Regions from separate parts of the Homo sapiens genome. Here all the other regions are linked to region 1. Evidence: read pairs that join two places in POLR2A ChIA-PET (ENCODE). Cell type or tissue: MCF 10A. All regions are shown on one strand. Each heading gives the region's core, and the rest is flanking DNA. Links, peaks and the distances in the headings are about the cores only.

Evidence for each region. ChIA-PET counts read pairs that join two places held together with the same protein. Peaks named below come from ENCODE experiments on the same cell type or tissue, not always from the same donor. Only the 100,000 strongest peaks of a DNase experiment are listed, where the experiment ranks them.
Region 2: POLR2A ChIA-PET joins it to region 1 with 11 read pairs; 12 of 35 experiments call an interaction of 5 or more read pairs at or near these places.
Region 3: POLR2A ChIA-PET joins it to region 1 with 12 read pairs; 6 of 35 experiments call an interaction of 5 or more read pairs at or near these places.
Region 4: POLR2A ChIA-PET joins it to region 1 with 10 read pairs; 13 of 35 experiments call an interaction of 5 or more read pairs at or near these places.
Region 5: POLR2A ChIA-PET joins it to region 1 with 14 read pairs; 3 of 35 experiments call an interaction of 5 or more read pairs at or near these places.
Region 6: POLR2A ChIA-PET joins it to region 1 with 18 read pairs; 9 of 35 experiments call an interaction of 5 or more read pairs at or near these places.
Region 7: POLR2A ChIA-PET joins it to region 1 with 14 read pairs; 12 of 35 experiments call an interaction of 5 or more read pairs at or near these places.

What each region holds. Positions count from the first base shown.
Region 1 is chr12:46,355,711-46,359,818 of GRCh38, forward strand. It overlaps SLC38A2 (solute carrier family 38 member 2), which reads right to left. Exons shown (of 16, transcript NM_018976.5): 16 at 2,478-4,108. Among named protein-coding and RNA genes, the nearest start is that of SLC38A2, 15 kb to the right of the region's middle. In MCF 10A, for the core only: no CTCF peak of the experiment used is centred there; a DNase peak (open chromatin) is centred at 1,911.
Region 2 is chr12:46,671,754-46,676,240 of GRCh38, forward strand. No RefSeq gene overlaps it. Among named protein-coding and RNA genes, the nearest start is that of SLC38A4, 150 kb to the right of the region's middle. In MCF 10A, for the core only: a CTCF peak has its summit at 4,102; DNase peaks (open chromatin) are centred at 2,588, 3,288 and 4,128.
Region 3 is chr12:46,548,214-46,552,700 of GRCh38, forward strand. All of the region lies in intron 3 of SLC38A4-AS1 (SLC38A4 antisense RNA 1), which reads left to right. Among named protein-coding and RNA genes, the nearest start is that of SLC38A4-AS1, 170 kb to the left of the region's middle. RefSeq lists an enhancer at 1,752-1,901. In MCF 10A, for the core only: no CTCF peak of the experiment used is centred there; a DNase peak (open chromatin) is centred at 1,768.
Region 4 is chr12:46,658,883-46,663,369 of GRCh38, forward strand. No RefSeq gene overlaps it. Among named protein-coding and RNA genes, the nearest start is that of SLC38A4, 160 kb to the right of the region's middle. In MCF 10A, for the core only: a CTCF peak has its summit at 2,671 (motif pointing left); a DNase peak (open chromatin) is centred at 2,659.
Region 5 is chr12:46,157,434-46,161,920 of GRCh38, forward strand. No RefSeq gene overlaps it. Among named protein-coding and RNA genes, the nearest start is that of SLC38A1, 110 kb to the right of the region's middle. In MCF 10A, for the core only: no CTCF peak of the experiment used is centred there; DNase peaks (open chromatin) are centred at 2,788 and 3,388.
Region 6 is chr12:46,123,432-46,127,918 of GRCh38, forward strand. No RefSeq gene overlaps it. Among named protein-coding and RNA genes, the nearest start is that of SCAF11, 140 kb to the left of the region's middle. In MCF 10A, for the core only: a CTCF peak has its summit at 1,841 (motif pointing right); a DNase peak (open chromatin) is centred at 1,890.
Region 7 is chr12:46,676,831-46,681,317 of GRCh38, forward strand. No RefSeq gene overlaps it. Among named protein-coding and RNA genes, the nearest start is that of SLC38A4, 150 kb to the right of the region's middle. In MCF 10A, for the core only: a CTCF peak has its summit at 1,134 (motif pointing left); DNase peaks (open chromatin) are centred at 181, 1,121 and 1,821.

The DNA of each region.
Region 1 (4,108 bases), core at 109-4,108:
TTCACTGTGTTAGCCAGGATGGTCTCAATCTCCTAACCTCTTGATCTGCCCACCTCAGCCTCCCAAAGTGCTGGGATTAGAGGCATGAGCTACCGCGCTCGGCTGTGTTGGGGATAAATTGATTAAAAGATAGATGTCTGTTCCTATGAAGCTTATAGCTGTTGTGGTGGGGAAGTCAGAAAAAATGTGATTTGAGGAAGCAATCAACCATTGAATTGGGGCAAAGTCATAAAAGAAGGTTAGTGTCCTGCATGGAAGCCTAGAGAAAAGAAATCCAAAGAAAATAAATGTATCAATATCTCTGGACTGTTTCATTAAACATTTTGGGGGTTGCCTTCTTAGCTAGGGTTACCAACCATTCCCAGTTTGCCTGGGACTGTGGTTTCCAGGATGCAGGACTTTCAGTGTTAAAACAGGACAGTTGGTCCCAGTTTTCTAGCCTATTTCTAGTGCATGACCATTGTACCTCTCCTCTGAAAACTATTCTGCCCACCATATGGGTAGGTCCTGGCAGCTATTTGTACTGTGTTACCCTGCCCACCAAACTACATTTGAGATTAGGGTGGAATCTTGACCCATTACTGGCCGATTTGTATTGAGAAATTGAACTGAAAACAAGAAGCTCAGAATCTAGTTGCATAGTTCTATAGTGAAATTTCACACATTTCTGTCATTGAGGTCTCTAAAACAAAGACAGTTTTTGATTTTTGGAAGCTGTTTATCTTTTAATTCTCTGAGGCATCCCAATCTTTTAAGGAGTTCTCTCCATCTGCCATTCTTGCTTAAACTAATTTAAACGGATTTTTTTGTTATCAGAAATTTGACTAAGCCAAATGTCCAGGTGTATTTCTAAATTTCTACGTCAAGACAAACAGCTCTGGTTCTTTATTTAGAAATGTTCCTAGAATATTCCTTAAGCTTAATGGAAATCTCTCTGGAATAGCTAGCTCCCTGGTTAGAGTACCGTATTTTTATATTCAGTGGACATGTCAACCCAATTTCTTTCCTTTCTCACTCCCTTCCTGCCTTCCTTCACTCCCAATTTTTTTTTTTTTTTTTTTTAACAGGGTCTCACTCTGTCACCCAGGCTAGAGTGCAGTGGCATGATCACGGCTCACTGCAGCCTTGACCTCCCTGGGCTTCCAAGTGGCAGGGACTACAGGTGCACACCACCTGGCTGATTTTTGTATTTTTTTGTAGAGATGGGGTTTCACCATGTTGCCCAGGCTGATCTTGAACTCCTGGGCTTCAGCAATCCACCCTCCTTGGCCTCCTAAAGTGCTGGGATTAGAGGCATGAGCCACCACGCCTGGCTTCACCCAGTATATTTCTAATTGTAGATAAATAAATTTGCATTCTGGTTCACTTTGGTAATTTTTTGTATTTTATTTATTTGAGACAAAGGGTTTCACTATGCTGTCCAGATTAGTCTCAAGCTCCTGGGCTCAAGTACTGCTATTGCCTAAGCCTCTGGAGTAGCTAGGACTACAGGTATGTCACCACGACCAGCTGGTATCATTTTTTTCTAAAAAATAGCACATTTGAAAGTGTATGGATTTTGTTAGAACTCGTCTGACACATAACCCTACCCTCTTTCCAATGAGCATGTTAGTTGCATATGGTAGGTGTTCAGTTAGAGCTTGCCTATGAATACTTGAAAATTCCACAAGTCATTCTTCAATTGATTTGTTGCAAATTCTGCTGCCTTTCCTAATCCTTCTCATTTGACCATCATTAGTAACTGCATATTAAGTTTCTTGGAGACGTTTCCTGACTTTGGAACTACCATCAGGCATACTTGACTATCCCAAGGTGTGGTCTTTTCTGTTTCAGCTCTGGTTATTTCATTTCACAAGCCTCAAGCTTTTCGGACTTATCAGTAGGCCATACCTAAACTAGCCTGTGTATCTTAGTAACCTTCCCACTTCCACTGTTGCTCAAGTAAAACCATGCTGTTACACGCACCAGCTTGTCCATTAATTCCTCTTTTCCTGTGACTTTTTCACCAAACTGAACATATCCCAACTTCTTTCCAGGCCACTTGATTGCTCCTGGAGTTTGTGCATCATTATCACCCGAGTGGCCTTCTTAAGTAAAAAACCAGATCCTGGGCTACCCTACAGCTGGACCTTTGCAATCAGACAAACTAGGCACGTTTCAGAAAGCTGTGGTTTTAAAAGGCTCTCCAGTTGATTCTGATACATTATTGACCTATTTATTTCCATCAGCAGGGCTGAGCCTGGGCTCTTATGATGCATTTTAGCATCTTCCCCCAACTCTCCAAGACTTTCCATTCCTTCTCACTTTGGAAACTTAGAATCTCTGGGAACCTAAACTTTTTTTCCTGACCATTCATCACAAACATATGGACACCTACTAGGTGCTAGGTACTGCAGTTACAATGCAATTTGCATTAGACACTGCCTATCCCATTACCTGAAAAAAACAAAACAAAACAAAACAAAAAACACTGCTACTCAGGATTAAGCATGTATTTATTTTAGTTCAGTTAAAACAAACATACATTGTTTCATTGAAACGGTGTAGCACTCTTTGCCAACAAGCCATACTAGAATTGTTGGCCTCTAACAGTACAGTGGGGATATTTACACTATATACACAAAGTTAATACACCCAGGTTCTCAAAGGTCTTCCATTACACTAGATCACATTTTATTTCATTACACTAGATCACATTTTGATTACTGCATTTTGAAAATGTATTCCTTATTTAAATTTTAAATAAGAGATCTGAATTTGTACCAAGATTTCATGAAAAAATTTGATGTTGTTTATTGCAAATACAATTTAAACAAGTTTTTTTTAGTGTTTGTACACAATTTGTCAATTTTTCAATATTCAATTTTCTGTACAGGTACTTTTGGGACAATTCTTATAGTTACATAATGTGAATTCATCAAAATGCAGTTAAGAAACTTACAGGAATATATACACTTGAACCCAAGACCCAAACCTGACATTATATACAACCTATTTACAAATACATATGGACAGACAATATATGTACATAGATTATCATAAATATTGAAAAATAGGTTAGCTTTAATGGATTAATGTTGTTCTATAAATAACATTACAGTTGTAACTGAAACATCCACGGAAGACAGTAATGCAAAATGAGGTGACAAGACAGTGGTTTTAATACTGAAGACTGCTCATTAATGGGAATTCATTGTTCAGGAACCTCAAGGTAGACAAGATAGCTCCCAGAAAATCATCCATTGGAATTTTCCCTAGGCACTTGATTTTGAACCTTAAATAGCCAGAGGATTGGAGGAGCTTCCTCACATTAATTTGCTGTAGAGAAAAGAATTTTTTTTCCATTCCTTCCTGGTTGCCACAGTATCTTCTCCCATACAAAAAAAAAAAAAAAAGTCTGTAGAAACAACTCTTGGTATTCCCTGGCAGGTCTTAGATACAAAGTCAGCAACTCTTTCCAGGAGCTCATGCAAATTTGCCAATTCTTGGTCTCAACTAGAGGTGAGGTTCTGCATTCGAATGGAGTGCCTAAAGCCCAATTAAATGAAAGCAGTGCCGTAGAATCTGTCTTCCCACTGCCTTTCTATTTCTAGATGGCCCCCAATTATTTTATCTTCATAGAAACAGACAAAAATGGACCAACGGTTTCACCCAATGTAGCACTACAAGACGTCTTCCAGTTCCATAAGGGTCTTTAATTACACATGTATCTTGTTTGTAAATTTAGTCACATATAATACAAGAATGCGTAACAAAAACCATGTCTCCACATTTCTGGCCCTTGCCCCAAACAACATTTTTAGTTCAAGGGCAAACCTTACAGCCAGATGACCAATTGACAATTCCATTATTTGCTTCCTTCAACCACTTAATGGAATTATGTATATTAGATTTTAGACATTATGCCTGATGAGCGAAGTACCACATTATTTAATAATATATTCACCATACACTGTGACGTACGATAAATGTGCTCTTAAAGCCAAGTTTCAAAGTAATTATTTTCATTTCTAACTGGGATTGAAATGGAAGGGTTGACATGCAGTTGGACCAAAATGACTACTAACACTCAGTTTGCACTGTTTTCCCTAGCTAACCATTTGTTGGA
Region 2 (4,487 bases), core at 199-4,198, 320 kb after region 1:
AAATAAGGAAGATGCAATGGGTTTTATAACGTCATTTGATTTAAAGAATAGTCCTTAATTCTGATCTTATGCACTTCCCATATTCTCAATGTTAGATTATTTATTCTTTTGCAAAATGATTCTGCTGATAAATGGTAATAAAAAAGAATGTTTCTACTACAAAAATTAAAACCTGGCAATCCCATGTTGGTCTCTCCAACTTTTCCCCTTAGCTCTCATAGTTTTTGAAATCCAAAGTTTGAAACCGTTTGTCTAGAACAATTTAAAGAGCATGTAATTAAATATAAAATAATTTGTGCCTTGAGAATTGGAGCTATTCTGAAGCAGTATGAAAGAGTGGTAGAGAATAGGAACTTTGAACCGTGTGGCCTCTAGCAGTCACTTAACCATTCCAAGAATCATTTTACTCCCTTGTAGAACAGGGCTAATAAGTAGGTACCTTTTAGGTCTATTATAAGGTCATATGTTATAAGATACTTAGCATAATATTGTACATATAGTAAGTACCTGATATGGCTTGGCTCTGTCTCCACCCAAATCTCAACTTGAATTGTATCTCCCAGAATTTCCATGTGTTGTGGGAGGGACCTGGGGGAGGTAATTGAATCACGGGGACCGGTCTTTCCCGTGTTATTCTCGAGACAGTGAATAAGTCTCACGAGATCTGATGGGTTTATCAGGGGTTTCCACTTTTGCTTCTTCCTCATTTTCTCTTGCTGCTGCCATGTAAGAAGTGCCTTTCACCTCCCAATATGATTCTGAGGCCTCCCAGGCCATGTGGAACTGCAGGTCCAATTAAACCTCTTTTTCTTCCCAGTCTCGGGTGTGTCTTTATCAGCAGCATGAAAACAGACTAATACAGTACTCAATAAATATTAGCTATTTTCATTACTAGTATTTTGATATTTTTCTCTGAATATATTTTGTTCTTAAAATGTTTTCTGTTCTTGATTTAATTTTTAAAACTTTTTGAATTGAAGTATAACATATATATTTAAAAATGCAGAAATCAAAGTGTATTACTTAATATTTAAAACAAATCAAACATATCCATGTAACGACCTAGGTCAAGAAATAGAATATTACCAGCATCTCAAGAATCTCCCATACAGACACATACAAGCACCCTACCAATGAAAAGTATCCATTATATATAATTCTCCTCAAAGGTATCCTTATTTCTAACACCATAGATTATTTTTCTGTTTTTGAAATTTTTATAAATAGAAGTATACAATATATAATATGTAATTTTTTTTGGTCTGGAATCCATTGCCTGAAATCGTATTTTTAAGAGTCAAGTGTGTTGGTGTGACATGTTTGGCTCTGTGTACCCACCCAAATCTCATCTCAAACTGTAATCCCCATGTGTCGAGGGAGGGACCTTTAATCTCCACATGTCGAGGCAGGGAGGTGATTGGATCAATGGGGGTGGTTTTCCCCATTCTGTTCTCGTGATAGTGAATAAGTTCTCATGAGATCTGACGGTTTTATAAGTGTTTGGAAGTTTCTCCCTCACTCTTTTTTCTCTCCTGATGCCTTGTGAAGAAGGTGCCTGCTTCCTCTTCACCTCCCACCATGATTGTAAGTTTCCTGAGTCCTCCCCAGCCATGTGGAGCTGTGAGTCAATTAAACCTCTTTCCTTTATAATTTTCCCAGTCTTGGGTGTTTCTTTAAAGCACAGTGAAAATGAACTAATACAGTGCATGCAGCTACAGATTTTTCATATTAATGTATAGTATCCAATTGTGTGATTAGAACACAATTTATTTATTCATGCTAATATTGATGGATTGTTTCCAATTTCATGATATATCATCAAAATATAATCACATTATTGGTCTTTTTAAGAACCAACTTTTGGATTTGTTAATATACTACTGGCTTTATGCTAGCTAATTAAGATCTGCTTTTATCTTTATTAACTCATTTGTCCTTCTTCCTGGCAGTTTTCTTTCCTAAGTTTAAGTTGAACACTTAGTTTATTTAGCTTAATTTGGTGAAGATGCGTTTGCTTGTCCCAGATTTTTCATGAGATGAGATTTTTCATGAGATGAAGTCTCTTTTTCATGAGATGAAGTCTAAATGCGTTAGGAGGCAAAACTTGGGTGTATTTTTCTGAACACAATTAAATCGCTTTTAAATGTTAGTTTATGATGTTGTGAGTTTTTGTTTTTTTCTTTGCACTTATTTTAGTGGGAAGTTGCACTAGGCTCCATAATTGCTGTCAACCAAATCCTGTATGAAGCTGGAAGTCTGTACTATGGAAAATCTGCTAATTGTATCCATGCTCCCATCCATCCATCCATCCATCTACCCATATATCCATAATTTTATGTGAAATACACCACGAGGTGCTAGAAACATTTAGGTGAACAGATAGAAAGGTTTTCTTAAGGAAGGACAAGAGGGAGCTGCAATTAAACAGGGACTGACAGGATCAATTTGCATTTTAGAAAGGCAATTCTGATGGCAATATGGAGAACAAACTGTAATTCAGCAAATTGGAATGTAGGAGCAGCTCTTCAGAAGAATGGATGACCTTCAGGTGCTCACTGTTCATGAGGAGCTGGTGAGGTGTGGCAGTGGTGCCAGGAGGGAACATTTTTTATTATATAAAGTCTTCATGATGCAACAGATCTATTTTTTTTGGCACACGAATAAGAAACTATGCCCTTAAAGAAGATAAAGTCTCCAATTGTTTCTTTTTAAAAGTTTCTTATCCTAATGTCTAATAGGAATCATTAGAAATTAATATTTTTCTAACTAGAGGCAAGTGATAATGTCTCAAAATTTCCACAGCTGTTTCAAACGAAATCTTAGCATTAATCTATTTCTTTTTCTGTGACATTTTAAATACTAATGTAGCATTCATAACACCTTTCCAGAATCCAAATTATATTTTATAGGAAGTAAAAATGTCTTTGAGCCAGGCTATTCATCCAAAGCATTAAGAGTTTCAGCTAGATAATTAGAGACTGGTTAAAAAAAAATGTGAATATGAAGTAGCAGAGCTAATTCTAATGAACCACCTAGGACGATTAATCTTATAAGTTTAATGTTCTGTCACTTAATATTTAAAAAAAATTTTGGAAATAAAAGACACCATCACATGATGACTAATCGAAGCTGGAGCATTTGAAAGTGATTTGAGAGGGAAAGTGAGAGGTACCTCCTGGTGAATATACTAGCTTAAGGAGCAATGTGGTATTTGGGTTTCTGAACCTGCAGGTTCTACAGCCTTGTGCTTATACCGTGACTCGTGAAGGAAAGGAGGCTGACACAGGTAAAGAAAATACCAGAAGTGTCATAAAAGAGGATTTGGTAATTCAGCAAAGCTCTGAGTCAGTAACTACCACAGGTCTGGCATGGCAATTGCAGGCCATGGATTATTAAAACGGCCTTGTTTGAAATGAAATTTAAAAATGGAGGTCTTAGCCCTGGATCTCCTTTTTGTAAATAGCATTTTTAGAGAACTGACCACAATGCTTGAAAAAGGTTACAATTCATCAACCTAAGCCACCCATTTATGGTTTGGTGTTGATGCTTTTCTCTACTCACTCTCTAAGGTTAGTTAAGATGTTGTTAGATTGTTTTCTCACCTTGATTTAGAAGAGAATGATGGTCCCTGGCTGGACAGGCACAAGGATATCTCTCTAGGGTGGTGAGGGGTGAGGAATGAGGGCAGATTGGGGATGAGGGAAGTGGAGGGAGAGATGGGAGGAGGAAAATAGCATGTGGAATTAAACACATCCAAAGTTTTTGGTGTTCCTTAGATGACATTTATCAAAACAAATAAATCGTTAAATGGTATTTAGTTGAGCAAGTACAGTAACTGAAAAAAGTAAATGAAGTATGAGTCTACTATATAATCAGAGTTTTAAATTCTTATTTTACTTTTTCTTCAATATGTAGTCTTAAGAATTATATGAGAGATGAATTCTTTATAAAGAATGAATAAATTCCGGAATCAAGATAAAAGCATTGTAAAGTTATAGTTGAAAGCAAAGGGTGAATATTGGAATTTTCAAAAAAATTTCTAATGCTCCAGCAAGGGGTTTTTAATTTATTTTTTAAACCACTGAATACCAATAGCTTCCAGGAGAGGGGGATAGAGAGTCAATTGATTTGACTGAGGCTCTATTAGAAAATCCAGTTTTAAAAGTTAAACCAGCCTGGCGCCGTGGCGCATGCCTGTAATCCCAGCACTTTGGGAGGCCGAGGTGGGCGGATCGCTTGAGCCCAGGGGTTTGAGACCAGCCTGGGCAACATGGCACTACTCCATCTCTACAAAAATACAAAAAAGTGGCCAGGCGTAGTGGCGCACGCCTGTGGTCTCAGAAACTCCGGAGGCTGAGGTGGGAGGATCACATAAACTCGGAAAGTCAGGGCTGCAGTGAGCTGAGATGCCGTCACTGCACTCCAGTCCAGGCACAGAGTGAGACCCTCTCTCAAAAGAAAAAAAAAAAAAAGAAAGAAAGAAATTC
Region 3 (4,487 bases), core at 186-4,185, 190 kb after region 1:
CTCCAATCTAGGCAAAGAGTGAATCTTTTGTTGTTATTTGCAGGAAATGGGACACAGGAAATGAGCCAATCAGAATCAGCATTAGGCCATTTTTTTTCCCTTGTCCCTCTTTCTCAATCTTTTTAATTGGGAAAAGTACTTGTTTTAAAATCTAGTAAATATGATACAAATTGAACATCCAACTATAAGAAGAATCATCAGAAAAAAAATCAGGATTTCTCTTCAAAGTTTACAGAGACTTAATATAACTCCTTTTCTTAATAGTTATTTTTCTTTGAATTAGGCAGTGGTAACTAAAGCTAAAACAACCACCACCACAGTGGTAATAAAGGCTAAACGACCTTCCACTGCCCTTGTTTATGCTTTTCTCATCAGTTGAGCTTTCCGTTTCTTCAAAGTCCCACAGAAATGGCTGGCAATTTTCAATCATCAAATCAAAGCCCTTTGTTGGAATTGTTTCTTTGGTGTAACGCAGGATATGCTGCCAGTAATTTGATCAGTTCAGTCATTTCCATAATTAGAACAAGAGCACGTCTTCCTAAAGTATGTGCTTATTCCATGGTCTGAAGTCACACAAAAGGGAATGTGCAAAGCCCTTATGTTGTGTGGTTCTAAAATAGCAGCTGTTTTTTATATATTTACCTCTTAACAATTTGCCCACCATCCTAGGTAGACAAACTTATAGCTCTGCTCTATCTGCTGATGACTGATGAAATGCAAGTCAGAGCATTTCACTTTAACTATATTGTTTGTCTGTTTAATAGGTGTGGCATGCATACCCACTCATATAAGACTCATTCAAAATCTTCCTGGGTTCCTCAAGAGCAGAGGGAAGGCAACACTTAAATACTTTGAGTATTCTCTCTTCATATTATTTGTGTACCTGTAGAGCTTTATGCCTATGACAACCTTGGTGTAATGTGGTAACAGTCTCATGGGATTACCAAGGTTGTAGGTTCCCTACCCTCACTTTAAAGAAGGGGAATTTTGGCCGGGTACGGTGGCTCACGCCTGTAATCCCAGCACTTAGGGAGCCCAAGCTGGGCAGATCACGAGGTCAGGAGTTCGAGACCAGTCTGGCCAACATAGTGAAAACCCATCTCTACTAAAAATACACAAAATTAGCCGGGTGTTGTGGTGTGTGCCTGTAATCCCAGTTACTTGGGAGGCTGAGGCAGGAGAATCGCTTGAACCCAGGAGGCAGAGGTTGCGGTGAGCCGAGATCGCACCATTGCACTCCAGCCCGGGTGACAGTGTGAGGCTCTATCTCGAAAAAAAAAAAAGAAGAAGAAAAAAAAAAGGAGGTGGGGGGTGGGAATTTTGAGCAGTGGGTGCATTTATCTGAGACTATTTGTGGGGTAGTTGAGATAGCTGTGCTCCAATGCTCAGCTCACACCACATCCAAATGTCTTTCTCATTGTCATTTCACTGTCTTCTTGTGGTCTCCCTGTTCTGTTCTCTCTTTCCTCTCAACCATCCTCCACACAGCAGTTAGAATAAACTTTCTCACATCCTTTCATCATGTTACTCCTCATTTTCTAACTTGTAAAATTCAGACATCTCAGCTTACCCTTCCTGACAACTATCTTTGTGTTATGGCAGACTTGTTTAACATGAATTTCTCTGGTACCATGAAGATATGTTCCAAGGCCCCCAGTGGATGCCCGAAACTGCAGTTAGTACCGAACCCTATATATGCTATGCTTTTTCCTGTACATACGTACCGTACAGCACCAGCGTACTGGACAAAGGGATGATTCATTTCCTGGGAGGGGTGGAATGGGATGACACAAGATTTCATCACACTACTCAGAATGGCGTGCAATTTAAAACTTATGAATTGTTTATACATTTTCCATTTACTATTTTCACACTGCAGTTGATCCTGGGTAACTGAAACTGAGAATAAGGAGGTGACTATTGTGCATACTTTGAAATGCTGAATTAACTGTCTTGTCACTGCTCTGATGACTTCTTTCTCCTCAAGGCCAGCATGAAACCCTCCTTCCTTCTGAAACGGTGATGAAAAGTGCCTTTATCCAGGAAGTCTTCCCTGATGGATTTCAACACCTTTCTATCTAATTTAAATACACTTTACCTAATTTTGCAACAAGATAAAAGAACTTTCTAAGTGTCCTCCATAATCCTACCACCCTAACACAACTTCTTGAACTTCTCTGTTTCCTTCCAAGTCTCTCCTACCTGCATATAAACTTTTCATGGTTGTGATGTATACAACTTGTATGATTTTTGTCATTTAACAATATTTTGTAACTTTCCACACCACTATACTACCTTCATTTTTAGTAATGATAGTACATTTTTTATGGGTAGTGAGTGATAGTAGAGAGAGGGAGAGAGTAGAATTTGTAGCCAGCATATGTGTAACCTTGGGCAAGGTACATAAGCCCCTTGGAGCATCAATTTGTTCACCCGTGAAACGGGGATGAAATGTATGTAAAGCACATCATACAGTACCTGACATTTGACAAATACTGGCTGTGATTCGTTACCAAGTTTAATTAAGCCATATGCACTTGTTTTTTATGGTTTACTGCTTTGAAAATTTTTGTGACGATTTCATGGGCAGTTCCCAGACAATTGATAAGCTCCTCTAAAGATGGGAACTTTTTTTAAATTTTGTATCACTTCCTAGGTCTTCTGTTAAAAGATGGAGGTCTCCCTCAGTGGACTGTCAATCGTTCAATGCAGTGGCTGACTGCATTTCATTCTAAATAATTTTTCTCTTCAAATTGAAACCTAGTCACTAGGTTTCTGTGCTCTAAGCCCTTTAAACCTAGTTATACGTTGACAAAATAGAAGTAGCTTTGGTATCCTTTTAATTCCTACATCATCCCTATCCCCTTTTCAGCTGAGTAAAGCTGAGTCTTTTGCTCTAACCTCAGTACCTTAACTCTAAAAAGAAACCAACCAACCAACCAAACAAACAAACAAACACTTGGACAAACAGCTTCGCCTTCATCAAAAGGAGTGTGTCAGGCTGGGCGTGGTGGCTCACGCCTGTAATCCCAGCACTTTGGGATCAAAAAGAATCTCACTACTGTTAAAAAAGTCAAAAGGCATTCTTCAGACTAAATTGGTGTCTCTTTTGCTTTGTTGCTTTTTCTTCCTTTCTTGAAATCTTCTGGAATGATTGAAACCTAGGAAGCAGCATGATTTGAGATGACAAGGGTTTAGTCATCAACACACCTTCTGTAGATGCATTTCTAGCTCCAAAATGACATGGAGATAGAGCAGGGCCAGTTCAGGTCTGATTTTTCCACATTAATTTATATCCTAAACTTTAGACTAAGGGCACCATTTCACATAGTGCTGTACCAAATTTTAGGAGAATCATTTCCTTCACAGTAGAATGTCTATCAAACCTATGTGCAATGTACTCTGCAATAATAAAGAAGCATTTTGCTAAAGCATGAGGAACTGAGCCTCTTGTTTTTGAAAAGTAGTTATGAAATCATCTCTTTTTGTTTTAAATCCAAGTAGACTAAATTTCTGATTGAAAAGAATTGAAGGTTTTGTTTTGCTTTGTTTTGAATATCACTCCCACCAGGAATTATCAAGTAGAATTTATTCTTAGAATATGAAAAGGGGTAGAGATATATTTTCAACATGCTCTCTAGATCATTGAACCAAAAAACCATAATTTTTGACATGTTTCAGCAGAACAATGGTACGAATAAGAGGCCATAGAACATGGTGGATAAGAGCACAGACTGGGTTTGCATCCAGGATCTGCTCCAGGACCTGGCTGTGTGTAATCCCTGTGTACCTCAATTTCCTCATCTGTAACATGGCGATAATTTCACTACCACTAACACTACCTATCTCAGAGGGTTATTAGAATGATTACACAAGTTAATATTTATAAAGTGCTTAGAACATTACCTTGGCGTATGTAATGGGTAAGCTGTTACTATCACCACAGATATAGGATTATTTATTTAATTGATGAATAAAAGTGGTATATATTTATGGTGTATAACATGATGTTTTGGGATATGTATACATTGTGGGAAGGCTATATTGAGCTAAATATATAATGTATATATTACCTCACCTACGTATCCTTTGTTTTCTGTGGTGGGAACACAAAATCTCTCTCAAGGGTACAATATTTTGTTATTAACTATCATCACCATGTTGTAGAATAGAGCTCTGGAACTTGTTTTTCCTGTCTAACTGAAATTTTGTATCTTTTGACTAACATCTCCTGAATCTTCCCCTCACTCCTGCCTCCAGCCCCTGGTAACCACCATTCTACTCTCTGCTTCTATGTTTGACTATTTTATATTCCAAATATAAGTGAGGTTATGCAGTATTTGTATTTCTCTTCCTGGCTAATTTCATTTAATGCTATGTCCTTCAGGTTAGATGTAGGATCTTTATATTAAAAAGACTGAAAGACGGTTTTCCTGTAAATATGTCCCATGTTCTTCTAGGAAAAGTCCTTTAGGTCTTGTCTTCCT
Region 4 (4,487 bases), core at 193-4,192, 300 kb after region 1:
AACTATAATGCCCATATACACTGGCATCAAAATTTCCACCCCACTTGGATGCAAAATTGTACTTTAGTGCTCAAAAAAAATTTTTTTTCTTAACTGCCTCTATGCCTTTGTATAAGAGACTCTTGTAGCTAACACCTTTTTATTTATGAGAAAAACATTTGCAAGTCTTTTATTTTTTGTTTAATTTAGTTTTTACCAGAAAATAAGGGGCCGTGTACAGCATATTCATGGAGACTAAATTAACTAATAGGGTTTAACTGTCGGTTGAGTGTTCTGAGAAAATGTCTGGGAAATGAACTTATAAACAGAAGGCCAGTGTTCAGGGTCCCTAGAGAAATAATGATGGGTCCTGCTCACTGAACATTTTGTGCCTCAGAGCGGCCAAAAGTGGGAGAAGAGGGAAAGAAAGCGACTAAGTGTGTGGAGAAGTTGGAGTGGTGTTTTTACCAACGGTGTGCTCAGGATTTTTTTAAACAACGATATGTGCAAGTCGTTATTTAGAACAATGTACGAAAGCGTATAATAAACATATGTGGATGATTGGGGTTGGCTATTAAGGGAAATACAGAACTGATTTTCCAAATGCCTTGCAGACTGCCAGACTCTGGAATGCTGGTTTTAAGCTGCTCACAAGAGCTACTACCTAATTGGAGCTCTGTGTATCTCTGAGCTTACAACCCTGGGGGACTTTTAAAAAAACTGTTGTCGTTAGAACCTTCTATTTTGAACAAATGGGCTAGTAAGAACAAAAGTAGAAGTGTCTCTTGTACAAAAAAGAGAAGACTTAGCTTAGAAAACCTAAACACACTTAAAAAAAATACCAGGAGGCTTTGATTTTTATGTTTTACTTTTGTGTTATGCATATATATCATCTGCCACCTAAAGTGATCAGGAAGGAGTCTGAAGAATGAAGATAATTTTTAAATAACAAATATTCCAATATTTGTTTATTCTGTGCCCAGGAGGCAGAGAGAACAACAAATGTGGTCCCTGTATTTTGTCTTCTCCATACTCTTTGCTCTGTGACTTCCTTTCTACTTCCTTATTTAGTCTGAATTTTAATATGTAGTATTCAAGTGGGCTCATAATGCTCATTTCCTTTCAATGAGATTTTCCAGTAAATATACTGACTCCACTGTTCACAGGAAATTACCCGGTTGGTGAGCACGTGTATAATTTTACCTCGATATATAACCCGGGGTATCTGCCTGTCTCCATGGCAGGATCCACCTCCTCTGCTGACAGGCTCTGTCTCTCTGTTTCTGCATTCATATTAAACACACAGAAGCAACATTTTACCTTTTAGAAGACATTAATTGAACAATTGATATGTAATTTTCCTTCTTGCAAAAATAGATTATAACTATTGTTTAGAATAGAAAACTAGCAGAAAAATTTTTGGAATTATAATAACATAGACACATTTTTAAATAGAGAAGACAAAACAGTCACAGAGAGAAGATAAGAGTAATTCCACAGAGTTTGCCTGGGAGGGGAATGGGTCTTGGAAGGAAGTCTTTAGAAGAAATATTGGTGCCAAAGAGACTGCTTAAAGAAAGGGCTCACCAAGGCTTAGAAATGAGAGAGAGCGAGCAAGAGAGAGAATACTCCACCCATCTGCAAGGAGGCAGATACTAACTTGCCCTGAGAATCAAGACAGCCTTGTTTGTACAGAATAAGCACAAGTACTTCTCATGTAAAGATATTTTCTAAGATGAATGTTTTAAAGGTAAAATGTTAAGATTGTATATGTCTCAACAGTTTCTAAACACAATTAAGCATGAAGTGATCACAAACTCATCAATTTATGCCCCTCTGTCATAATCATTATGAGCATCCCCTTTCACTCTAAAAAATGGCTCCGACTGCATAATAAATTATATGGTTGTGCTGATCAGGAGGAGCATTTGGAAACAGGACCTTTATTGAGTTGTTACGTCATAGAATTCTATCTTTGCCGTTAAAGATTTTGTAATCTCAAGCAGAAAACTCTGAAATAATATTCAGTGTAGAGGGAGGGTGAATGTTTCTGTCTTGTGTTAAAGAAATATGCAAGGGGTGGCCTCAAGTTCTCATTTCTGACTTCCTTTTCTGGTAATGCCGGCCGGAGCATCTCCAAGAAGTTTAATCTTCCTTTGTACAGGGTTAAGAAAGGAACAAAGGACAGGATTTTTCTAAACAATGATATGTGCAAGTCATTATTTAGAACATGACATATGTACAAACATATCTTTCACATGAGCAAGGCAAATACAACTCACTTGGATTTTCCTGCTAAACGTATACAATGGGCTGCCAAAAGTTTCAGTCTCAGGAAATTAGAAAAAACACCAAGGGAGGTCTCTGACCACTTGATTAAGTCTAGAACCTGCCACTAATAGAAAATTCAGTGGAGAGATTCTTATCTTTCTGTGGCTGTTGCAACAATGAGGAGACATATATGTAAATACTAATGTTGCTACCTAACCACAGCATTGAAACAGAATTCTTTCCTTATAGCCTTGGACTGCTTAGTCATCCTGAGAGAGTACCCCTCTCTCAAATGCTCCCTCTACAACAGTGAGACTGTGATGAGAACAATTGCAGTTCAACAATCTGTTGAAGGAGGGAGAAGCCAGGAGCTCCAATACTGACTGGTGTATGGATCTCCTTCAGTCTGATTCTTTCTTAGTTTCTTGCTAGTTCAGTGTCCCCTAGTGGTAACTGGCCTCATTAATGAACAAGCTGGTCACAGGAAATAGACTGGGAGACCTGTATAATCATGGTCTCTTTCATTTGTGTTTTATAATGAACACAAATTCTTAGGACCTACTAAGTGCCAGGTAGTACATCTTCTCATTAACTCTCTGAGTAGGAGATTAGCAACATCTAAAATAAGAAACAGAGGTTCTTATCTACAGAGATAAGAAAACGGAGGTTCAAGGAGCCTAGGTGGCATAGCCAAAGATTGGTATGTTGTAAGAGTCAGAGCCAGGATTTGAAACTAGGATGTTTGATCCTTAGTCCTAATGTTGTTGTTGTTGTATTTGTTGATTTTTAACTGTATTCTCATGTTTCATGAGTCCAAGATGACAGACATTTTCTAGACACAAATACAGCATAGTGGCAATTAGGAAAGGAGCCTCAAGATCACTGAATCTCTTCTGCCTCACCTTGGCTGCCTCTGACCTTTCTGACTTTGTGAGGGTTGGGAGGGCACAGGATAGAATGAACAAAGAACTGGCCTTATTTGGACACACCTGGGTTTACATCCTAGCCCCACCACTCCACCATTCACTCAATAAATATCTATGGAGTACCAACCATACTCTAGGCCCCAGAGACACAGTGATACAGAACCGAGAAAATATTCTTCATTGTATTTCTCTTTCTTTCTGATCCCCAGTTCTGTCAACTCTAAAATTGAGGTGGGTATACCACTGAATATTTTTGGAAGGTGAATATTAAAAGTTATCTAACATGTTATGAAAAGAAAGATAGCTGGTAATTGAGGGCAAAATAGTAATACTGATGGCCCAGTGCAAGGCAGCTTTTGCAAGCTGAAGACAACTGATTGGTCCAATATTCTTAGAACCCTCTTTTGAGCTGGCTGTCTTTAGATATAACGAAATCTGTGTACCATCACATATTTTACTTAGCCAAGTCCTGAATTCTGTTTGTGACATTAAAGGAATGATTTATCTCTTCATCCACTCCAAGCTACGGAGGTGACAGTTCATAATTGTGGAGTTGGGTGTCCAGTGTTGCCACAAAAACAATGGAAAAACTGATATGTTTCCCAGACAAAGGTTGGTGTCTAGATATTTGAGATGATGTCTTTTGAGGAATATATTTAAAAGACTGAATGGTAACATGTTTTTCGTGAGCAATATTTTATGTTATAGTGATGCTAATATAATATTTACTTAGAACTTTGGGTATCTCAGAGCATATTGTTCCTTAAGGAACTTTGTGTTCCTTTTTCTAATACAATAATTGAGAAAACTGGCTTAGGAAACTAAGAAATCACTGAATGTTAGAGCATGAGCATAACTTAAAGATTTTCTAATTCAACCTCCTCATTTTACAGACTGGAACGCAAGTGAGATTATGTATCTTATTCAAAGTAATTCTTTAATTAATTCAACACATATTTATTGTGTGTCTTTCATGTGCTCGGTACTATTGTTCTACATGTTGGGATTACAGCAGTGAGCAAAACAAACACAGTCACTGCTTTCATGGACTTTTATTCTAGTGGGAAGGGGGATATTTAATAAAAATTAAACAAATATATACAAGGTCAGGTAATGCTAAATGTTAAAGAAAACGTAATCAAGCAAGGTGAGGGCTAAAGGGTGATGAAAGGGAGTCCTCTCTTAGAAAGAATGTTCAGTGAAGGCAACATTTGAGCACAGTCCCAAATGAGGTAAGGGAGTGAACTGCACGGATATCTGGGGAAAGAATATTGCAGGCAGACAGAACAGCAAGTGCAAAGCCCTGAGGTG
Region 5 (4,487 bases), core at 300-4,299, 200 kb before region 1:
ATTGGTTTGTCTCCTCTGTTTAAACACTGTTTATGTGGGAGAGATGAGAGGTGCTAACTGTTCAGCTTGGAACTGGTACTTTTTGTCTTTTCCTAGTGTAACTTCTCCACCTCCCAGAGGGCATTCTTCTTGGTTTCTTGCCCTGCTTCTCCAGCCCCAGAATGCAGGTTCACTGATTTTGCCTGTAGTAAATACTACTTCTACTTTTGTCCTGCTTTTTATCTGTCTGTATCTTTCAGTGCCTTACTTGGCTTGCCCATGGCCCCTTCATGCTGTTGGCTATAATTTCCTGAGAGAAGGGAAGAATTGGGTGGTGAGACCACCTCTACTCTTAGTTTTGTTTTGTTTCATTTTTAAGCATGGTGTAGGAACTCAGGCAATTACAAATTTTGAGAAAAAATAAAGTATGTTTAACTAAAAAAAATAGATTTCTGACTTAGGCTTTATACTGCTAACTTATTTAGCATCAAATGCTTTTTAAAACACAGGCTATGAAATAAGGAAAACTGATTTTTGAGTTCCAGTTCTGTCCCTTTTCCCAGGTGTTGTGATTCATCTGTGAACCTGAATTTTTTCATCAATAAGTTCAGGATAGTAAGAATACCTGCTGCATATATTCTGTGATGATGAAATATAACAGTAAAAGTGAAAGTACTTTGAGAGCATCAAAGAGCCACTAACAGTTTATTATTTATGGCACTAAATAATGCCCCACTCAGACCTTTGGTAGGAGGATAAAGTAGGTAGTAGGAAAATATAATAAAAGACTGAGGTACCCAAGATGAGGAAAGAGGAGATTGCCACAGGCTCTTGTCCTGAACTCTTGTTTTATAAACTTTGCTCTCTATTCTTTAGAATTCCTAAAACCAAGATTTTCTGCATGTCAGATCCAGGAACTTTGCTTTCCTTATGGCATAAAAGCTAGCCAAAAGAATCACTGTGAAGGTTCTCATCAACCAGAGTAGATAATTGGTTATGGGGTATGAAGGATGGCTACTGATACTCAGTAGACAGGATTCTAAAATTATATTAACTTTTTCCTAGAACTTTATCAAAGTGACAGTTTTATATGTATCTCTGTGTACAAGAATTTGAAGCTAGCTAAAATCTAAATCTGAAAATATCTTCTATAAAAGAGAGGACTTTGTAGTTTTTTTTTCTTTCTCTCTCAGTGATGAAAAACTGGATAGAACCATAAACACTTCAAAGGATGAGAAATCCACATGGGCTGGAGTCCTAGCCAGAGTCCTTGCCAAGATCACTTTCCTCAGAGGATTTTCATGCTCTTCCTTTCTTTGGGGAATCAAATTTCCCAGCCACCTCAGCCCAAGACGTGCTGTAGTTACATGTACTCACTTTGTGGCTTTATATTAAGAGGTAAAATGAGGAGTGGTAATGCTAAAAGGCAGTGGGTATGGAGAGATTTCCTTTGGATGTGCTTTCACTTGGGTTATACCAGGTACTTGGAATTCTGTGTTTTACTTTTGGATAAAATAATTCTTTGCCAAAATGTTTTCTTCACTAGCGTGAAGCCATCTAGCTGAATCAAAATGGAGCTGCTGCCTGCCTACAGATTTTTTATGTGGGTGAACATTATTGTTTTTTAGAGAGGTGAGAATATTTATTTCCTTCCATTTTCATTCTTCAGAGATTATTCTATCACTTTGGATTCAGCACAGGTTACCCAGCAATTACTACTCACTCTTCTTGGGTTCAAATAAATGAGTTTGGTCCAACGTTTCCTGTATTTTAAAATGGAGGCAGTTCATGACGATCAGGATTTGGGGAGGAAGTGGATTTAATTAGACAAGGAAGAGGGTAGGAGACTGGACACCATTTGGGGCTATTTTCAGCTAGTTGAGCCAAATTGTTATTGACCTAAAGCTGACAGTTTTTCTGTGGCCTGCACAATGTGAATTTAGTGAGCTCAGCCAATTCTCAGAGGACAAGCTCTTATATTTCTAGACATACCAGCAGTGGTTCCCGACATTTAGATTTCATGGACAAGTACAATTAAAAATAAAAGAAGTATGGAGATAGAGAGAAGCCAAAAAATCTTAGGAAAAGGTCAGCCCTTTAAATGGAATACTTTCAAATATATGAAAGAAAAAAAAAAAACCTCACTTCAATGTGCTCGATTTTCTCATTTTTTTCCTGGCCAGTGAAAACTAGATCCTGGGACAGCACTGGACACACACAGATGTTTGAGAACTACTGTTCCCAATCTATGAATGAGGCTGTAACTTTTCAACCTGCAAATTCACTTCAGATATTTAAGAAGAACCTTCTAAGTGAAAATATGAAAGTGAACAAAAGCTTTCCTTTTTAAATACACTTGTGTAACCAATTGTTTGGAACAAGTCACCAATGATGCCTTACTTCAGTTCACTATTCTTTCAAATAAAAGATGTATTTGTGAAATTATAATCATTCAAATAGCCATTTTGAGGGCTATGTTTTTTTTTTTTTTCAGTCACAAATCTAAGTGACCCTGAGAATTGTAAAAAGATACTATGGAAATATCAATAGTGTTTTTATGTTTTGAGCCAATGATTTTAAACTTCCACTTGCTAAAAAAAATCAAGAAAGATGAAGTATGAAAACAAGCACGTAGATCTTTCTTTTGTATTACATGTGTGTAACTAAGAAGCCAGTACTCAGATAAATGGCTACAATCTTAATAGCTCGCTCCTGGAAAGCCAAAACTGCATTTCTCTTTTGTCAGGACTGGAAGCATGTAAATTGATTGCCCAATTAAGGAAAGGTTGACTGAAGGTGAGTAAGGTTTCAATGTTCCTGACTTAATTGCTCAACAAGCTTTATTAAGGGGCTAAATGGAGCAGCAAGGGAGTGGCTGGAGTGCAAGGGACTGCTTCTCACCGAGTATTATTGGACGGCTGCCAAAGACAGTTAAAAAATAAAATAAAATAAAGCTGCTCAAGCGTCTTATGCCATGAAGAACAAGATTCTTCATGTTGGGGCTCGCAGTTTTAGTTATAGCAAACTGATTACAACATACATAATTTCTAGTTACAGATAAGGGGCCATTTGCACAGCATCTAGTAGTTTTCATATAATCTTGCCCTGGATTCTGTAAGTTAATAGAGGTAATATATTATTATGGAAAAAGATGGAATCTGGCAAAGATCTCAGGCACTGAAGGAACCAGCTGTTCCGTAGCAATGTGATTTTGCACGCTTCTTGGGGCCTGGCATTCTTAAACTTCCACCAGCGTTAATTCTTACTGGTGAGTTTTCGCTCTACTGGGCCTGCTTATGCAACTCAGTGGCCCAAAAGTCTGATGTCACAGCCTAATGCTGCGTGTCCTCTGCCAAGAGTCTTTTCTGTGGGCACACATTTCTGATGAGAATCTACCCTGTTTTGACTCTTGACTGCATCAGTCTCTGGCAATTACCCTTGTGAAAATAACTCCTTTTTCAAGCATGCAATGTGTCTGGCTTTTATCCAATGGTTTAATCACAAACTCTCTGTGACAGCTTTACCTTGAGCAGCCCCTTAGGGAATTCAGAAGAGCTAGGGTTGCATTTGGACTCTCTAACTACAACATTCTTTTGGCTTTTATGCTGGCCTCAGATCTGGTCTAAACAATGATTTTGTACTTGCTGAGCAGAGTTTTTCACTACTTTGTTCCATGAATTCAAAGGAAGCATGGAAAATGGCACAGATAAGATCATCTTAATGTTAATAGGGGCGCTTATTGTGGGCTTACTATGTGACAGATACTGTGCTAGAAAATTTACAATATGCTATCCAGTCTAATTATTCCTTACAACCATTCTATGGGATGACTATTATTATTCCCACTTTCTGGTTGCGGACACTGAGACTGAAGGAGATTAAGGAAACCTGCCCAATGTCACTTAGCTTTTAAGTAGCAGAGGCAGGATTCCAACCAAGGTCAGTCTGAGTCCAGAGCCATGTTCCTACCTCCTTGCAAATTCTCCTAGACAATACATTTGTCCTTGGGCCTTGTGGGGGAATTGTGGAACAGAAGAACAGGCATTAACACACAGAGAGAGACACACACAGACACACACACACAGACTCCAGAGTCTAGCTTTGCTTCCCATCAGACATGGGACTAGTGCTCATAGAGCTGACTGGGGATATCTCTACCTGCCTAGGACACCAAATCTCTGTAAAAGACAGCCCGCTTCCTGAAGCCTCGTCTAGTGGAGGGAGGTTCTGACATACTGTTTTGTTCAGGCTGGTCCTCCACCCCAAGAATGGAGCTCTGCTTCCTACCCTACCTACCTAAGGACTACTCTCCAAAGGAGTACAAGAACCCAAGCCAGTTCACTGCAAGGCAGGTTATGCTGGATGCCTTTTTGGGCAGGATGTAAGGCCTGTTTCCTACCTTATTTCCATTTTGTGTGGTGGTCTGATATAAGGCTTTGCTTGTGGGCAGTGTTGTAGCACTGGTTATAGCTGAAACTGCCCCATGAGGACAGGCTCCTTCATCAGTT
Region 6 (4,487 bases), core at 169-4,168, 230 kb before region 1:
CCTACTTGGTATCCTTAATTGCATCCCCTTCAACTTTCTTTAATTCATCATAAGCCTCATTGACAAATGGATTACTCTGAGTTTCAGCTTCAGACATATAGCTTTTCTACTCAGAAACCTTGAATAGCTCCCCATTGTTTAGTAAACTAAGTACAAACTCACCAAATTTAATAGATAATATTTATTGAGCATTTACTATATTCCAGGCACTGACCAAAGCACATGAATTCTTTCATTTAGTCCTCAAAACAACCTATGAGATAGGCCTTTCTATTGTTCTCACTGTACAGAAAAGGTAATTGAGGACCCGGGCTACTAAATAACTTGCCCAACACACAACAAAAATGTAACTCAACCCAGGCACCTGATTTCAGAGCCAGCACATGATGTTGCCATTCCAATTTAGTTGCCACTTTTTGGAGGTGAAGATTAGGCTCATAGTAGCCAAATCTATACATATAATGTTCAAAAATGTCTTCTAAATGTCATTTATGATTTTTTCCCCGCCTAAAACCCAAAGTGTAAAATTCTACTTATCTTTAAAGACCCATTCCAATTCTATCTACTTCATAACATTGGTTACGGTCCCTCCAACAGATGTGGCCTCCTCCTCCTTTGAATCAAATAACATAATAATTTGTTCACTTCATCTTTTGCCCCTTGTTAAATGCCCTTCTCTTCTGAGGCAGGAGCTGTTTTCTTACCCATACATTTTGAAGTGCATTAAATTGGATGGTTGGATACAAAGTTCCCAGAAAAACTGCCGCGGCTCCAGGTATCAAATTCTGTGCCCCATGTCTATGCAGATCTTAATCTATACACAGTTTAGAGCTGAGGGCCCCTGAGCAGAGTAGATGGGTTACAGACCATCCAGGCCATAATCTGTTGGGGCTTCTGCCAGTGTAAACAGATGATTATTGGAGGATAAACTTTGGCTATATGAGTCTAGTTTTAAAGGACTAAAAAAAGGAAAGGGCCTCCCTAAACTAAATAACTTTGCTTTAGTTAGAAAGTCTAAGCTAATTGTTTTCAAAGCCCTTTCTAATCCTTCTAATTAGGCACAGGATCGTCTCCAACTTTTTTTCTTGATTTTGTCTCTGAGTGACACATTGAAAGTTAATTTCAGGGCAGAGTCAAGTTTTACACTTCAATTTACAATGTACAAAAAACTTAATTGACAAATAATGTTGACTGAACTGGAATATTGAGGAGTTATCTTAGTGATTCAGACTCAAGTTAATCTTTCACCAGAAATGTCAAAACAAAACAAAATACGAACCACGGGGTCATGTGTACTGACTCTTGAGATGCTAGGATTCTGGTGCACTCCTTGGAGCTCAAACACACAAAACTGAAAAGAAATAGAAAGAATCCCTACTTGATTATTAATTCAAGTAGTATTTATAGAGTACCTACGATGTGGTAGGGATGGCATACAACACTAGAAATACATTGCCGAATATAAAATATCAGATCCCTGACCTCCTCAGTTTACAGTGTTCACTGTGCGTAACATTGGACTGACAGAAGCACTAGCTTACCTTAGTATGGAAGTGCTTGTGTTCTCTTGTTCCTTTTTTTTTTAATGGAATGAGTCAGCTGTTCGGTCCTCCACTGAAGCCTGAAGTTAAACTTTCTAATCTTTAAATTTGTATGGTTATTTACACATATCCATTGATTTTCTTCTTCAATTACACCAATTTTCACGATGATTATCCCCCAGAAAGTTAAGAATCTTGTAGGTGCCAATCACTACGTTTAAAATAAGTTGAGCTAAACACGTATTCTGAGGTTTTCAACAGTTTTATTTTAAAAAATTGTTTAATGTGTCCTGAGCTGCTCTTTAATGCAGCCGTCAGTAGATGGCAGCACATTACTCTTTGCTCACTCTTCATGGGTTCAGGGGAAAGGAGAGAAGAGAGAGCGAGAGAGAGCGAGCGAGAGAGCGAGAGAGCGAGAGAGAGAGAGAGAGAGAGAGAGAGAGGAGAGGAGAGAGAGGAGAGGAGAGGAGGGGAGGGGAGGGGAGGGGAGAAGAGGGGAGGGGAGGAGAGGAGAAAGAGGGAGAGAGAGAGAGGCTTTTCAACACACCCTGTTTTGGAAAGACAGCTCTAACTAGATTACAGAGGAACAGTTTCCATATCTAATCCTCACTATCTCAAAGATGTTGCTTTAATTCTACACACTATTTTGTATTTGTAGTGCCTTTATTTTAAATTCCATACACATTATCTCATCGTCAATATGCCATTATATGTACCATATTAGCTTTATTTAGATTTTCAGTAATATAGGTCGAATGTAGCTTTTTGTGATTAAACAGCCCCATTAAAAGACGAAAACTCTGAGTAATGTGAACTCATTTTGGAAAGCTGTCTCTGAGCCGATATTGAACATTAGGGATCAGAGGACTAGGGAGAAATTGTCTTTGTTATGTCAGCTTTCAGTATTACCGCACCTCCTCAGAATGAAGCAGAAATAAAAATCACTACTCTATTATTCAGCCATTTTGACCTTGTACCTTTCCAAGGATTTTTATCCATGCCAGTGTTTTGAGAGAAAGGGGAAATGTTTGCACTTTAGACAAACTCAGAATAATTCTGAAGGCATGTGAACCGCTTAGCTTTCAACACAAAAAGGCTTCTAAGCTTCCGAAAATGTGCAAAAACAAGTAATCAGTTCAATCCAACAAATACTTATTGTTCATTTCTTTAATTATGCAACAAACATTTTTTGACTGTTGTTCTTTAAAAGGTATTATGCTGGGTGCTGTAGAAATACCAAATGAGCATGACATACTTCCTGCCCTCAGGTAATTGTTCTAAGGCAGAGAGAGTAAGGCATATATACAAACAAATATAAGGCGTATGTTCAATAAACACTTGTTACATGATTGAATGGCCATAAGACAGCTGTAAAAATGTGCTATGGGATTTCAAAGAGGGAAATCATGTATACAGGTTAGAAAAAGGTACATGGAAGACATGGTCCTGACATGGCTTTAGAAGAAAGATATAATTGAGGGGTCAGGGAGAATGAGGGCACTCTAGGTGATTGGAACACCAGGAACACAAAAAGGAACTGTCCTTATGAAAGGGCAGTTAGTCCAGTTTGGCAGGAGGCTAGATCAGGCATCAGCCTCCCACTTAAAGAATCAACAAGACACACCACGGGACATAACCTCTTGGCAGCACATTTACCAAAGCAGAAGTTAAGGCACAGAATTCTACAACCAGAACTTTAACCAGACCCTCCAGGGTGGACTTCGACATTCAGAGCCCAGTCCCTTGTGTGGTACAGGCAAGCTCCTTGTTTTTTCTTAGCAACCAATAGATAACAATTTTTATTTATTTAGAACAATGACTTTTTAAAAAGGCAAATATTTATTATTTAAAAATTCAAGCAATTCTGAAAAATATGAATTTTAAAAATAGTCTAAATTTCACCACGTAGGAAATAATTTCAGACCTCTTTCTTGCATATATACAGATGGAGGGCTGGCTGGCTAAGAATAATTTTGCAAAAATGAGACCATACTGTTCATGCTAATTTTACATTAAAGTATTAAATTTAATTATACTTGAATTTTCAAAGAAGAAAAAGAAACCATGATTAAAAATGAGGAGTTATGGAAACTTACGTAAATGTTTCTTAATTTTAGTTGTTTAAAAAATGTGTAATATATTCACATAGGACAAATTTCAAAAGCTATATGTTGGTGAAAAGCCAGTGAAAATTCTCCATCCCATTCTGTCTTCCAACTACCCGCTTTCCTTTCCCAGAGTTATCAGCGATACCAGTTTCTTGTCCAACTTTCCAATGATTTCAGTCTTTAAAAAATTTCTTTACAGCAGAGATATTAGTTCTCAAGATTAAAAGACAAAAGATTATAAAAAAGTCTTTAAAAATTGAAGCCATTATTTTTTAATAAATTTTACTGTTTTATTATAATAGTAGTATCTAATGCTGGATATAATGCTAAGAACTTCACATAGGTTATTTCATCTGATACCCAAACATCATCATCCTCATCTTACCAGTAAGGGAACAAGGAAGGTTAAATAATTTGTCTAAAGCTCAAAATGAGAATTAGCAGAGCCATGATTCAAGCTCCAGAGGTCTAATTCCTGAACTACTCACTACACACACTGTTTTCTTTGAATACTGAGTATAATCCCAGTGCTTTTACCCTATCATGTCCATTCATTCCTTGTGTAGCTTGATATAATCTCTTGTAGTTTTTCCCTAGAAGGGCTATATCTGCTAAGGCCTTTTATGCTTCAGCATGTGTGCTTATTGCTTTTATCCTCAAACAAGACTGTGTAGATAATATTTTTAAAGACAGGGTTTTGCTCTCGTCCTGGCTGGAGTGCTATGGCGTGATCATAGCTCACCGCAGCCTTGAACTCCTGGGCTCAGCGATTCTCACACCTCAGTGTTCCAAGCAGCTGGGACCACAGGCATGCACCACCATGCCTGGCTAATTTTTT
Region 7 (4,487 bases), core at 153-4,152, 320 kb after region 1:
TACAAAATGATATCTTAGAAGGGTGTTTCTGAAATTTAATTGTTGGTAAGAGTCAACTAGTGGAAATAACCAGTGCAAGCTCTTCGGCCACATCCTAACTAACTGAAGATGGGATCATAATAGCTGTAGTATGAACTCTGCCCACTCCTAAACTCTAGTCACGCCTGGGCGTGCCTGCCAAGCTTTGTAATGGCTTGCAGAAGCCTGTTTCTAGGAGGCTGAGGAGGTTCCTGGGAGAGAGGCAAAGAAGATAGATCCAGTCACAAATGGTAGATTGGTCTGAATAAGGACTAACTTTTTGATTTAAGATGAGAAACTAGAAGAAGGTACAATGAGTGGGCTTTTACACAGAAAGCATTGAGTGAGAGGGTACAAGCGAAAACCAAGCAAATTAGATGATGTCGCCTCTAGCGACTCAGCAAGAGCAACAGTAGCTGCCCAGTCCTGATACTTCCATCTGTCCTGGAAAATAGCCATTGGGTCCCCTCTGTTCAGGAGCCAGGCATTTGTAGGCTGGGCCACCCTGGCCCGAGGAACCTGCCAGGACTTGAAATCTATAGAAACAAAAGGCAGTTGTTTTTATACATTAAACACAATATCCAAGTCAATAATTGCTGGTTTAAAGTCTAGTGCCCCAATCAGCTGTATATTTAAGGATATTCATACAACAAATTTAGGTGACAGTTTGGTGACCCAAAGAAAGGTTTTGTTACCACATTCCAAAGGGGCCTTTTTCCAGAGGCTCTATTGAGACCAAAGGGAGAGGCAGTTTTTGTGATCTCACTGAGTGTATTGCTGCGATTTATCTCCAAGCCCAGCCCCCACAACATGAATACTTCAATACTGTTGTGAGGAGAGAACAAAGTAAAGACTGGAAGGGCTATTTCTCTAAATTTAAGACATTAGTGCAGTGGCAGCTTGGCCTGAATAGTTCTTTAACAGATTATGACCCCAAAGGAGGCAAGGCGATTACCCACCTCTTTTCCAAGAAAACACTGTAAAGTGCAGCTATCTCCTCTCTGGTGGGAGAGAGAAGTACCCATGGAGCATGGTGTTGGCTGGAAGATGCACTGGTAGAAAAGACAGGAGAGAGTGGCAGTAGCAGACACCAGGAGTGGATTTGTTACTAAGTATAGGTGAGCCATCTACTGGAGGATCCCCAGAAATATTTGTAGGGTGGTGGGGATTTTGTAGGAGCCTGAAACTTCTACATTAGCAGTTGAGTCTATGAAACATGAATTACAACTGCGTCTTAACACCAGACATGTGTATAAACTGGGAAGATAGGTTAATTCTGGTGCTTACAGTCAGTGAAGATGAATTAGCATTCAGAGCGCTTGAGGTTCCTCTTGATGTCTTTGACAAAAACTGCTTGGATCATACTTGAACTGAGACATTATAATGCAGAGGTGTTTTTTTGGGGGATTACTAATTGTCTATTATATTTTCAGCACTACCTGGATGCTATAGAGGATGCAAGAGAAATATGACTATTCCTGTCCTTAGGGTGTCATGGTCTAGTGGGGGAGATAACACAAGTACACAGGCAACTTAGAAACAAAGTAAAAGTGGGAGTTAGGAAGATGCAGATATTTGGTTCATTCTCATAACTGTAATTGCAGTTAGCCCAAGTTGGTGGACCTAAGCTGAATAATTTCCCTGGGCTAACCAGAAATTTTAAAAACCACAGCAGATATACAGCTCTCATTTAATCCATCTTCTAAATTCCTTCTTTCTTTACTTGGATTTTATGCTTAACTGTTACTCTGCGTAATCACTGTACAAGTTAAGACTTGCTGAGCTTAGTACTACTGTTGCTTACATTGACTCAGCTTCGCATTTACATGGCCAGTGCTTCAACATTTCTTTATGAGTATGCCAACTTCCTGATTTCACTGCCTTCTGAATCCTTTTGTTGGATAAATTAAATTTATAAACAATAACTTTTATATTATATACCATCGAATCTAAGAAACCATAGATAGTAAAATGTACCATTATTTTATGTACCACTAAGAAAAAAACCTGTCACTATACTTCCATATCACTTAGAATTTTAAATTGATACTTATTAAAGGAGATCTCTAAGGCTTACTTATACAGAGAATTTTATCATATATCCTCCTTATGCATAATAAAAAGAAACATATAAGCAAAATAAATTGCTTAAGATATTCCTAAAACTTCACATTCAGAGTCTAACTCTTCCAAGTCACTTTTTAACCAAGAGTTGTTGGTGCTTTTCCACATAATACCTCCTCCGTGCATCAGAAATATTGGTTATGTATCATTACTTCTTTTAAAACTTTTTATTGAAGAAAGAGTGCATATTACATGAATGTACAGCTGAACCAGTTATCTCAAGGTAAACATCCATTAAACCACAACCCAGTCAAGAAAGACAACATCATGAAACATCCAAGGAGCCCCCTTTGCTTCCTCTCAGGCACTATCATTGTTCCTCTACTGCCACTGCCATTAGTATGTCATCACAGATTAATATATAGAATAGATTGCTTCTTTGTGGCATTTATATAAATGGAATCATTCAGTATGCATTCCTTTGTGTCTGACATTTTTTGCTTAACATTAGGTTATGAGCTGTATTCTTGTTGTATGTAGCTTGGTTCATTCATTCTTATTGCTATAAAAGACTTTATTATACGAATATACATAATTTTATTTCTCCATTTTCCAGGTGATAGAGAATTGAGTTGTTTCCGTTTTATTTTGTTACAGATAATTCCACAATGAACAATCTTTTGCACGTCTCTTTGTAGTGTAGTGTGTGTATATATGCACACATATATAGGTATTATTCAAGAGTGGAAATCCTGTGTATTTTCAGCTTTAGTAAATAATGCCAACAGTTTTGCAAAGTGGTTAATAATGCCAACAGTTTTCCAAAGGGGTTGTGTCGATTTCCTGTTACAAGAGAGTATCAATTTAATTAAACGATCAGAATTCCTTCAAGTGTGTTATATCAAACGTCAATGTCCTGTGAAAACAATCTTGTTATTATTGTTTGACTATTTGGATTTAAATAGACATCTAGGTACCTGTTAAAAGAATGCTAAAAGTGTGAAATATGAGAATGGCCAGTAACTATTTTTAATTGATGACATATTCAGCTTGGGTTGATGGGTAACTGATCTACTGATGTTCTTATACTAATATAAAAATAATGAGTAGGAATGGGTCAGGTGTACACACACACACAGGATGGTATACAAGAAATAGCTTGAAGTTAAAGAGGATGAAAAGGATTAAAAGAAGCCTGATCTCTGGCTTTTAGCCGTAGGAAGTAAAATCCAAAGATGGCAAATTTGTTAATTTTCCTCTTTAGATGTATTTTATACACATAGTGTTTTGCCTACTGAATCAAAATCTTAGGTCATTTCACTTTTGTATTGACTAACATTGAAGCACAATCTAAAGACATCTCTGTGGCAATAGTAACTACTCCCAAAGCAATGTGTGTGCTGAGGAATGGGGCTGTGGGAGCCTCAGAGGAGGAACTGGAACAATAGAAATAATGTCTAGAGCTGTCATTCTCTAAGGTGACCCTTCTGCATGGTGGAAAATAATTTGCAAAATGATGGTTTAAGAGACGGCAGCAGTGCTTATCAGTATGTCTTTATTTGACACTGAGGGGAGGAACTTGCTTTTGCCAACTGAGTAGTTGCCAGTGATTTTTATTTTAAGTGTATTATATTTGCAGGTACTCTCTTTTCTTCCCCACCCTGCTCATAATTTTGAAATGCTTTTGGTCCTTTGGGTGAGATTAGTGAAGAAACATTCACAAGAGATCTGGGCATTTGAAGGAGGAAGGCAGCTGAACCTGCAGGATGATCCATTAACAACTGGAAAAATAGCCACCATCCAGGACAGAGAGGATGTTACAGGAATAATAGGCATCAGACGTTCCCTGTGGTTAAAGGTATTTCCTGTGAGAAAAAAAAAAAAAAGAAGCCTAGTAGTTTTGGAAGGATCCTCCCTAAAGGGGTGCAAAACTTTTCCTTGCAAGTTGGAAATAGAATGGGTAAAGCAATTTGTTCAAGAAATGGGTCTAAATGCCCTTTCATTTCTCTGTGCCTTATTTTCCTCAAGCAATCAGTAGTATAAGCAGGTGGAAAGAGCATGCATGTCTTTTGTTATTCACGAGAATTTAAGGTGGTATAATGTCACACGGACTCCTTGAAATTAGGGACCATATCCAAAGTTTTTTTTTTTTCTGTATCTTTTACAAATCCTGGCATATAGGAGGCATTTAATAAATAAGTTCTGAATATACTATTTTTAACTGACATTTATTCGTAACTTTCTCATAATTCTTTTCTAGGGTATCAACGTACCCTAATATAGCTAGCCAATTTCATTGCCTTGTATCTATTATTTTCTACACACTTTCCAAAGAATCAAATGCCTGAATCATTGCACTAGTAAAAGCTTTACCCCAAAGTCATAAACAGTAAAATTTTTAGCAA